Linked DNA regions of Homo sapiens: region 1 is linked to region 2. A link is an interaction called in ENCODE POLR2A ChIA-PET data of the cell type or tissue named here. Cell type or tissue: MCF 10A. All regions are shown on one strand. Links, peaks and the distances in the headings refer to the core of each region. The heading gives the core; the rest is flanking DNA.

Region 1 (5,380 bases), core at 233-5,232, 1.7 Mb before region 2:
GGTGCATATAAATTTAAGATTGTAATATATTCTTGCTGGATTGATTCTTTTATCATTATATAATTATTTTCTTTGTCTTTTTTTTTAACTGCTGTTGCTTTAAAGTCTGTTTTGTCTGATATAAGAGTAGCAACTCCTGAATACTTTTGGTTTCCATTTGCATGGAATCTCTTTTCCCACCTTTTTAACTTGAGCTTATCCAAATCTTTATGTGTTAGGTGAGTCTCTTGAAGATAGCAGGTATTTGGTTTGTGATTTATTATCCATTCTGCCATTCTGTGTCTTCTAAGTGGAGCATTTAGGCCATTTATGTTCAATGTTAATATTCAGATGTGAGGTACAGTTCTTTTCATCATTTCAATTGTTACCTAAATACTTTTGGTTGCTGTTGTTGTGTTATTGTTTTATAGGATTTGTGAGTTTTATGCTTTCAGGAGGTTCCATTGTGGTGTATAACAGTCTTTTGGTTGAAGATTTAGAACTCCTTATAGCATGCCTTGTAGAACTGGTTTGATAATGTCAAATTCCTTCATCATTTGTTTTTCTAAAAATGACTGTATTTCTCCTTCAATTATGAAATATAGTTTTGCTGGATACAAAATTTCTGGCTGACAGTTATTTTGTTTAAGAAGGCTAAAGATAGGACCTCAATCCCTCCTAGTTTGTGAGGTTTCTGCTGAGAAGTCTCCTGTTAGTCTGATAGATTCTTCTTTATGTTACCTGATGCTTTTTTCTCACCTCTCTTAGGATTATTTCCTTCATGTTGACTTTAGATAGACTCATGACTATGTGACTTGGTGGTAATATTTTTGCAATGAATTTCCAAGGAGTACTTTGAGCTTCTTCTATTTGGATATCTAAATCTCTAGCCAGGCCAGGGAAGTTTTTCTCAATTATTCTCTCAGGTAAGTTTTCCAAACTTTTAGACTTCTCTTCTCCCTCAGGAACACCAGTTATTCTTAGGTTTGGCTGTTTTACATAATCTCATATTTCTTGGATAATTTGTTCATTTCTTTTTTTTTTTTTTTTTTTTTTTTTTTGACAGAGTCTTGCTTTGTTGCCCAGGCTGCTGGAGTGCAGGTGCATGATCTTGGCTCACTGCTGCAACCTCCTCCTCCCAGGTTAAAGCGATTCTCCTGACTCAGGCTCCTGAGTAGCTGGGATTACAGGCACATGCCAGCATGCCAGGCTAATTTTTATATTTTTAGTAGAGACTGGGTTTCACCATGTTGGCCAGGCTGATCTTGAACTCCTGACCTCAAGTGATTCACCCAGCTTGGCCTCCCAAAGTGCTGGGATTACAGGTGTGAGCCACCCATCCAGCCTGATCCTTTTTTCTTATTGTCTGATTGGGTTAATTCAAAAGCCTTGTCTTTGAGCTCTGAAATTCTTTCCTTTACTTGTTCTAGTCTATTGTTGAAACTTTCCACTGCATTTTGTATTTCCCTAAATGTGCCTTTCATTTCCAGAAGTTCTGATTGGTTTTTCTTTGTGATATCTATCTCTCTGGAAAATTTTTCATTTATATCCTGAATTTTTTTAAAAAAAAATTTTAGGTTGTTTTTCACCTTTCTGTGATATCTTGTTGAGTAGCTTAATAATGAACCTTCTAAATTCATTATCTGGTATTTTAAATATTTTATCTTAGTTTGGATTTATTGCTGGGGAGCTAGTGTGATCTTTTTGGGGTGATTTGGGTGACCCCAGGGTTTTGGGATGACAAAATCTTGTTTGGTCATATTACCATAATTACTTTTCTGATGTCCTCTCATTTTGATAGACTACTTCTTCTACTTGTTCTTGAATTTATTTTTGATTTCCCTGTTTTTCTTTAATGTCTTTTTTCCCTTTTAAGGAACTGACTTTAATGTTTATAGTTTATAATAGCCTAATTGGGTTCTTAGTGCTATTAGGTGTGAAGAGTTATATGAGTTCCTTGGTTATAGAGAGTCTTTGTATCATGGCTTCCTCAGATGCTGGTTGTAGTAGCTATATACTCAGTGTGTGGGCAAGTTCACTGTCTCCTATGGGGTTGGAATGGCAGCAGTCTCTTGAAGCTTATCTTATTCTCCTGTTGTGTGCACTTTTTTATTTATTCAATTTTTTCCCAGTATTTTATTTATAGAGTTTATTTTATTTATTGAGTATCCCCTACCCAGGGATACCACCCCAGGCCAGTAGAGGTGGTATCTCTGGATAGGAACCATTTGTAGTTAAAGTAGGTAGATAAATGAAGTACCCAATGTGGTTGGGAGAGCTCTCAACTGGATTCCCTATCTTATCAACGTAAAGGGGGGAAGCTACCTCAGCTCCCATACCAGGTTGACAGGAAAGCTATGCACTTCCCAGCCTCACTCTTGTCCCAGTGTTCTGAATCTTGAGATCAGACAGGTACCTCTTTTCATCTGTAGAAATGTTGATGTTACAAGTAGGGAGAAATTGTGACTGCCTCTCATGCAAGCCTGAACCTGGGGAGTGCTCCTCCTGTGGGGATGCAGTCATTCTGAAGTGTTCCAGGAAAGCTGTGTATAGGTGTACCCATGCAGAGCTTCTTTAGGAGAAGCCCTAGCTATGTCTGCATTGATGGACAAGGGGGGAAAGAAGACCCCTTCTCCAAGACCCTTCATGAGCACCAAGGCCATTTGACTGTTGGTGGTAGAGGTTTAGACTTTCCCTACTGAATCTAGCACTGAAATTGTGTCTCTGCTGAAAGAAACTTCCCACCAGTGTAAAGATCTGGAACTCAAGTCCTGCTATCTGGATATTTTTGTGCTACGGGATGTTGTCTTGATGTGACGCTCCTTCCATTACACTAGGAGTAGAAGATCCTGAGAGCCAGACTACAGTGATAGATTGCTATTGCTCTTCTGGGTCTAGCCACCCAGTGGGGTTGCCCAACTCTGGGCTAGTGCTGGGGAATATTGGCAAGGGATCCTGTGATGTGACCTGTCTTCATGTCTCCCAGCAGTGGGTACCAGCACCAGCTCTCATGATGGTGTCAAGGAAGTGACATAGACTCTGTGAGATTCCTTGGTTACAGATAGCCATTTTGTGTTGGCTTTCTCAAATGCTGGATATAATAGTAGTGAACATGTCTCAGGGACAGGCTCAGGACTTCTTGTTAGTCAGGTAGTTGCAGGCAACAGGGACAGCTGAGATTACAAACAAGTTTTCTTCTTCCTGGGTGCAATGTTATTCTACCCAGGGATGCTGTAATGAACTGTGTTGGTTGGTTTCCAGCTCTTGCAAAAGAGCACCGGCTGTGAGATTTGAGCTTGCCTTATGTTGCCCTAGGGGAGGTATTCTGGTTTCTCAGGTGACAGGCAGGGTCACAGAGTTCCCAAAAGTTTATGTCCTTTGTGTTAAGCTACCAGGGTGGGTAGCTTTCAAAGCTAGCATAGGAATGAAGATATTCTCCCAGTAACAGTACAACTGTTATATCTAAGGAAGTACCAATAATGACCTCAGATTATTTAATACCCCATCTGTATTGAGATTTACCATTGTTTCCTTGAATGGTCTTTTATAACTCTTATTTTTAACCATAAACAGCAGATGAAAAAAATTAATGATACCATATAATATAAAAAGATATTAAGTACCAAAAGTATACCTAATAAAAGATGTGTACAACTTCTACAGAGAAAATTATACAACAATGAGAGATGTTAAATAAGTGGTAAATAAATATAAGATGTATCGTGAAAACAAAAAAAAATCCAATTGTGATTTTCATCTTACTGTATTTTGATAAGTTAACTTTTTTTTTTTACGTTTTCAAAAGGTACTTTTCTGTAAATTAGAAGTTATACTTGAATGCTTTATGTCATCGAGGTTAAACATTTTTGGAGATAAACTGTCTCTACCTTGCTGTATCCCTGAAATTACACCGCAGTAGGCAGCATGAAATGACAGATTGCCCCACAATTAGTCATGCTAATTTTGATCACTTGGTTAAGTTAATGGTGGCCAGATCTAATCTTCATAGAGATGTGTTTTCCCCTTTGCAATTACTAGTAATCTGCTGGATGATAATTATCAAGAGGTAAAGTTATATTCCACAACATATTTCCACATAATGATTGAGTATATAGCAATGATGTTTTAATTTTTTGTATTGTTTACAATTGTTACAATTGTATTGTTTAAAATTTAATGTTTTAATTTTTTGTATTGTGTTATTATTTTATTATTGTATTTGTTCCTTCCTTGGGGCTTTAAAGTAATTACTTTCAATTTTAACTACTAGTTTTATTATTCTGACTTTACATTTTATTATGAAAAAAAGAATCCCTCACCAAGTCAAGAAAAGAAATAGTTATTCCTCTCAGAAGTGCTAAAAGCTTAACTCTTTCCCTTTAATTATTCATATCCTAGAAAGAAATTACTGCAATAATCACCATCAGTGGAGGCAAATATTTTTGCTCTCTCTTTTAATCTCTCATGACTATGAACCCATGAATTGTTTTTGCTATAATTTATGATTGATTTTACTTATTATTGTTTTTGATGTTCAAATCTATACAAACATTACTAGTAATATTCCTATAAAACTACTTATTTTGCATTTTAAACCTGGCCTCATGAGTCTTTGAAGAAATTTTTACTTTCTGGCACAATTTGATGTCCAAAGCTCAGAATCCTACCCTATCCCAGAGCTGGAATTGGCTGTGTGCCCTTCTAGTGGTCAAAGGTAGTTAGATACTGGATCTGGTCCATGGAGTTGCTTGTGCTCAGAAATGACATTTCTATGTATACTTTTAGGAAACAGCAATATAAAATTTATTTTGATGGAAAAGATAATTAGTTGACAGTAATATTGTCAGTTCAAATTTGATGCTACACATATTTATTCACCTCCTTTTACTTTAATCTGTAATCTTTTTATATTAACATAACTGTTTCATATTATCTGATGTTTTTCTATCTTTGTCATCTGCAGGTGGAATGTCATCCTTACCTCAACCAGAGCAAACTGCTGGATTTCTGCAAGTCAAAAGACATTGTTCTGGTTGCCCACAGTGCTCTGGGAACCCAACGACATGAACTATGGTAATAAGAGCATCAGGAAGTTTACCTAAAATGCCATTTTGATGAAGTATTTTAATTATATGGTACTCTCTTTCCTGGAGTTTACTCTCAGTGAGTTAGGGTAAGGTGAGAATTTGCATTTCTGACGAGATCCCAGGTGATGCTGCTGCTGTTATTCAGGGGCCTCACTTGAGACGCTCTGGTGCAGAATGAACACCTTAGTCTGTTTAGGGAGCCGCCTAACAAACTGAATCCAGCCTCAGGGCTTCAGCATTTCTGGGTTTCCTTCCAGGGTGGACCAGAACTCACCAGTTCTTTTGGAGGACCCAGTTATTTGTGTCATGGCAAA
Region 2 (5,380 bases), core at 80-5,079:
CCAGCGGGAATGCGTGCGTATCTCAGTGTGTGAGAGCATGAGTACCCCAGCATGGATGCGTGCGTATCTCAGTGTGTGAGAGCGTGAGTACCCCAGTGTGTGATCCCAGTGTTTGAATGCATGTGTACCCCAGTGTGGATGCATGAGTATCCCAGTGTGTGAAAGCTGGAGACATAGTGAAGCTATGTGATTCACTCTCACAAATCAAGAACCAACAACGTGTAAGGCTGGTGGGTTCAGCCCAGTAATGCACAGCATGGTTAGTGACAAAAGAGAAGGAAGACTAAGTGCACAGCTGACCAGGCCATTCAAAACAAAAGTGTGTAGAACCATGTGTGCATGTGTATATGTTTACCTGTGTGTGCATGTGTGTGTGTGTGCATGCATGTGTGTGCCTGTGTGTGTGTGTGTGTGTGGATTCTGAACCTGCCGAAATGCTTAAAGCAGACAGGATATGATGCAAGTTTCTTCAACCAAAGCTGAAAATTACATTTCTCATCTAGAGTGGAAATGAGAAGATAATTTGAAAAACATGAGCATTTTGTTAAATTAATCCAGGTAGAAGGAGGTCATCAGCTGTAATTTAATAAAACTAATTGGAAATTAACTACCAATAAATAATTTGTACCCTGAGGCTTTGAAATTTACCATAAAGCAACGTGGTACTCAGCACAGCTGCTCTGCATAGCTTGAGCGGGCCCCACAGGCAGGAAAGGGTGAGGGGAAGGAAGAGCAGGAACTGCGGCCGGAAGGCTAAATCACGTCAGGGGAAAACCTTGAGTTTGCTGGTGCAGGAAATTTTGCCTATGGGAAAATGCATACTTTCTGTCTAGAGTCATGGAGTCTCCGTGTGAGGTTGGGGTGGTGAGGATCGGGCTCAAAGATAACACAAATGCATGTGTAGCCAATTGCCAAGGGGCACGGTGAACAGGGACTTGTCCTTTCCCTGTTAGGGCTTTCAAATCTCAGAGTAACTGGTGACCTGGGGAATGTGGGTGTGTGGAACCTTCCCCACCCCACCGGACCGCATTTCCCAGTAACAGGATGGATGCCATCCATTCGACTTTGCACCATCTCCAGGTCTCCAAAGACCCACGTATGACGGAAAGAAACATTTGCCAACATGAGGCCTGCCTTAGCCACCAGCAGCCACTTAGAAGACACCGTGAAATCAGGAAATGAGATTCTCAGGCTTCACAGGGTCTTTGTTAATGTTGCTTTCTTGGTTTCCTAAAATCCATTTTTTTAAATTAAAAAAAAGTCCAGCTCAGAAGTAAATGGCTTAATTTATCCTAAGACTATTTTGGAAACATACACCTTCAGACTTGCAGCTAGATCTAATTTATCCCTAGACAACGGCCTTTCTGAGGTCCCTGAATCATAAACTCCATTCTCAAACCAGTCATTGAAAAAGATACAGTATATACACTCTGCCCAAGAAATATGATTTTTTCCTGCAAGGAGACAGAAAAGAGGAAAGACACTTGAATTTGTTCAGCCTTTCCTTTGTTATTTTTATTTCAAATGAGTGGAGTGTTTTAAAAGCTTCATCTACAAAATTAGGGGGTAAAAATCACAGCTACAGAAAGCTAAAAGCATCCATCCAATGGCATCAAATATTTATGGGTGTAAACTTTGAATGAAAGATCTCAAGTCACTTTGAAATGTTTTAAGTGAATAATTAAATTTTAAAGCAACCACTGTGCCGGCGCGGTCGCTCACGCCTGTAATCTAGCACTTTGGGAGGCCGAGGCAGGCGGATTGCCTGAGCTCAGGAGTTTGAGACTAGCCTGGGCAACATGGCTAAACCCCATCTCTACTAAAAAAGTAGCTGGGCGTGGTAGCTCGCACCTGTAATCCCAGATACTCGGGAGGCTGAGGCACGAGAATCGCTTGAACCTGGGAGGCGGAGGTTGCAGTGAGCCAAGATAGTGCCACTGCACTCCAGCCTGGGCAACAGAGTGAGACTCTGTCTCAAAAAAGTAAAAATAAAATAAAATAAAACAACCGCTGGAAGGCCTGGTGCTGTGAGTGGCACCGTCGTTGCAAGGACCACACTTGGGCCTGTTTCTGCCGCTTGGTCATGAGACAGAACAGAATCCATTGGGGATGTTATGGAGAAGGACAACGTGGCTAAACTGAAGGAAGAATTTTCTCTTTTTTTCTTTTTCTTTCTTTCTTTTTTTTTTTTTTTTTTAGAGACGGAGTTTCTCTCCTATAGCCCAGGCTGGAGTGCAATGGCATGATCTCGGCTCACTGCAACCTCTGCCTCCCGGGTTCAAGAGATTCTTCCGCCTCAGCCTCCCAAGTAGCTGGGATTATGGGTGCCCGCCACCACGCCCTGCTAATTTTTGTATCTTTAATAAAGACAGGGTTTCACTATGTTGGTCAGGCTGATCTTGAACTCCTGACCTCATGACCTGCCCGCCTCGGCCTCCCAAAGTGCTGATATTACAGGCATGAGCCACCAAGCCCAGCTGAATTTTCTATTAACCCTGACTGAGCAGCAATAAATAGGCCACCAGTAATAGAGAACATCAGGTTAGCTGAATGGACAGCTGTCAGCAGCAGAAAGAAGGTTTTTAATTGAGGAGGAAGTTAAATTACATTCACTTAAAGGTTACATTCAGTTCTGATATTTTGATGCATGTTTTACAAAATATTGTATTCTACGGCAAGAGTTATTGCTCTCTACACTTTCCTTGGGAGGAATTACATCATGGTCCACTGTCCCCAAGAAAAACCCTTGAGGAGATACAGGCTTCAGAGTTCTTCTTTTCTTTTTCAATCTTCAAAATATGGTATATTCACCATATTTTTCCACAGGACCCTAAGCAGGGCTAGAGCAGTCATCTATTTGTAAAATACGTTAATACTTCTGTACTAATTGTATACATATTCAGAATAAAGGACTTAGAAAGCTTGTCATCAATATTGTATAAATCTGCTCACTTTTTGCTGCCATATGTATTTTGGTGTCAGTTCTACAAATATGACTTTGTTTTCAGACTTTTCCTGATTTTAGAATTTGCACATGAGAAATCATATCTTAGATTTTAGAATCAGCCATTACCAAGGTTTAACTCTGGCCCCATCTGCTAAAAGACATGTCCTTGAGCAAACGATTTCATCAGTTTCTCTTTAGCATGTTACGATGGGGGTTAGAAAAGGCTGAGCGGCATGTCCCTGTGTGATAGTACATTCCAAACCTATGACTGGAAATAAAAAGCGTTGTATTTTCACTGAGGTCAGAGAAAAACATCAGAGCTTACTAGAAGATGCGTGCCCTCCTTCCTAGAGTAAAAGCTCTTTGAAGTAGCATTTGTATGTTTTTGTGTTTGCAGCCAGTACTCTATACTCTAATTTTCTAAAATTAAATTGAATTACAGTGAGGAAAGAGAAATTCGGTGAAGAGATGAAAAGACTCCTGAGTCATTCTGAAGGCTTCTCTGGAAGGAAGCCCTAGAATTCACTTTTGCAGTGCTTTCAGAAGAGGATGAAATCAGCCCCTTCCAGCCTCAATCGTCCTGCCCCACAGAAGGCCTTGGGGATAATAGCCCTGAGGTCCCTTCTTTTCCTGTATTCTTAAGAATTCACAGTTCTTTTTGGAGAGGAAGATGGCAAATTAATAATAATAATGATAGTAATGTAACAATAATAATAAAACAAAGACCTACCTTAGAGTTGTCAATTAAACAGTACCAATATATAGCTCAGGTAGTTTGTGTTTGATAAGATGATTCACTTTGCACCAGGTTTGAGAATATCCTGTTGTACTTCTTTGCAAATTCTTTTCTGAAACAGGATGTTTTCATTGTCTTACAATTGCTGCTATAGAAAAGAAAGGCCCTGATTTGAAATAGGCTGGTAACCCCTACTGGGAGAAAGCAGTAGTCCCTGTGTCAAAGCCTTTCCTCAAAACGAAAGTCATGTTGCTTTTGGGATGAATTCCGGGGGCTGAAGGCCTGCTGTAGCTCCCTGTAAATCAGACTTCCTGGCTAGATTAAGCACTCAACAATGCTGAACAGACCGCAAATGTTATTGCAAGCAAAATCCTATTTTAATCTGCCCTCCTGACTCTTGGAATGTTAAATTCAACTGCAACTTGGAAAGTTCCATCCCTTTGATCTCCCATCGAAGTGGGCTTATTTTTGAAGTAAAAGCTGCTTACTTTGGGATTTGACGTCTTTAAAAGTACTTTTTTTAAGTCAAATACGTTAAGCATCCTCTCTGATTCATGAAAAGGCAGTTTTTCTTTCCCTTGGGATGCTGTATTTATATGAAGGCATGGGAGGCAGGGAAGAACAATGTGGAATGTGTGAGTTTGTAAGATGTTCACATTCCCAAAATAAATGGGATCTGCTGCTTTAAGGGTAGTAGGCAGTGTGGGTAGGTGCCCGGTGCAATTGACCTCCTTGCTAGAAAATCACAGATCATTAGCACTGGCAGTGACTCTGTTATGTTTACAACCCATTGCAAAACAGCAGTGAAAACAAAGCAGTGTGGGTGAAACACAGAATCTATCATCTATCACGCTTTGCCTAGTAAAGCTCTGTAAGTGCTGGCATCTTTGCTGAGAACCCAGACAAGCCCTCTTCTGTTTGGGCATAGGATAGTTCTGACCTAGAAATGACCACCTAGAAACAGGCAGAACCAGAACATGGTATTTAGAGGAAAGAGGAGGAGGGAGGAGGAATCGGCTTAGCAATGACCCACAAGTATTCAAAGGGTGTCCTACACAATGCTGTGTGGCACCCTTGGCCAGACTGCAGGTGCCTTCAAGCTGAAGGCTTTATCAAGATAGATGGACAGGTTCTTCAGGCCCAGTGGAGCTTTACAGGGAGGTGCAGGGAGGAAGAGAAGTTCTGAGATCCTGCTGCAACCTGCCCACCACTCTTCATTCCTGCCGATCATGGGTAGTTAGGGTATGTGACCATGCCCTCCATTCAACCTTGTAAGATTAAGCTCTTTCTCTACAATGTGACTCAACTCATAAGTGACCTTCTATGGAAATGAATTCACTTTGCAGCAGTGATTACTGTAATGACCTCTTGCTCCTCCATGGTGGCTTTCATCTGAGAAGCTTCAGCACCTTCTAAACAATAATTAGCCACACCACTATGTGGTCTTCGCAATTGAATAAATTAAGCACAATCAACCTTGAACTACCTGAATCTTAATGACTTACATGGGGCCACATAATGGCTAGTGGCACACCACGAAGAACCTGAGAACGTCCATGTCTAGTCCCTATTCTAGCCTGTGTTAAACGGTGTTATTTTAATTCTGTTTTTGAAACTATATTCTACTAACATACTTAGAAAAAGATGATTCATTGAGTTTTGTCCATCTCAAATGAGGAAAGAGAGAAACAAGGATA

What was found. ChIA-PET counts read pairs that join two places held together with the same protein. Peaks named below come from ENCODE experiments on the same cell type or tissue, not always from the same donor. Only the 100,000 strongest peaks of a DNase experiment are listed, where the experiment ranks them.
Region 1: POLR2A ChIA-PET joins it to region 2 with 5 read pairs; 1 of 35 experiments calls an interaction of 5 or more read pairs at or near these places.

What each region holds. Positions count from the first base shown.
Region 1 is chr10:5,123,383-5,128,762 of GRCh38, reverse strand. It overlaps a transcript of AKR1C8 not described here. Among named protein-coding and RNA genes, the nearest start is that of AKR1C3, 32 kb to the right of the region's middle. In MCF 10A, for the core only: no CTCF peak of the experiment used is centred there; a DNase peak (open chromatin) is centred at 3,242.
Region 2 is chr10:3,450,987-3,456,366 of GRCh38, reverse strand. All of the region lies in intron 3 of LINC02669 (long intergenic non-protein coding RNA 2669), which reads left to right. All of the region lies in intron 1 of LOC105376360 (a long non-coding RNA gene), which reads right to left. It overlaps LOC124902538 (a long non-coding RNA gene), which reads right to left. Exons shown (of 2, transcript XR_007062362.1): 1 at 3,678-5,380. Among named protein-coding and RNA genes, the nearest start is that of LINC02669, 49 kb to the left of the region's middle. RefSeq lists enhancers at 1-267, 3,468-4,105. In MCF 10A, for the core only: a CTCF peak has its summit at 3,856 (motif pointing left); DNase peaks (open chromatin) are centred at 756, 3,196 and 3,936.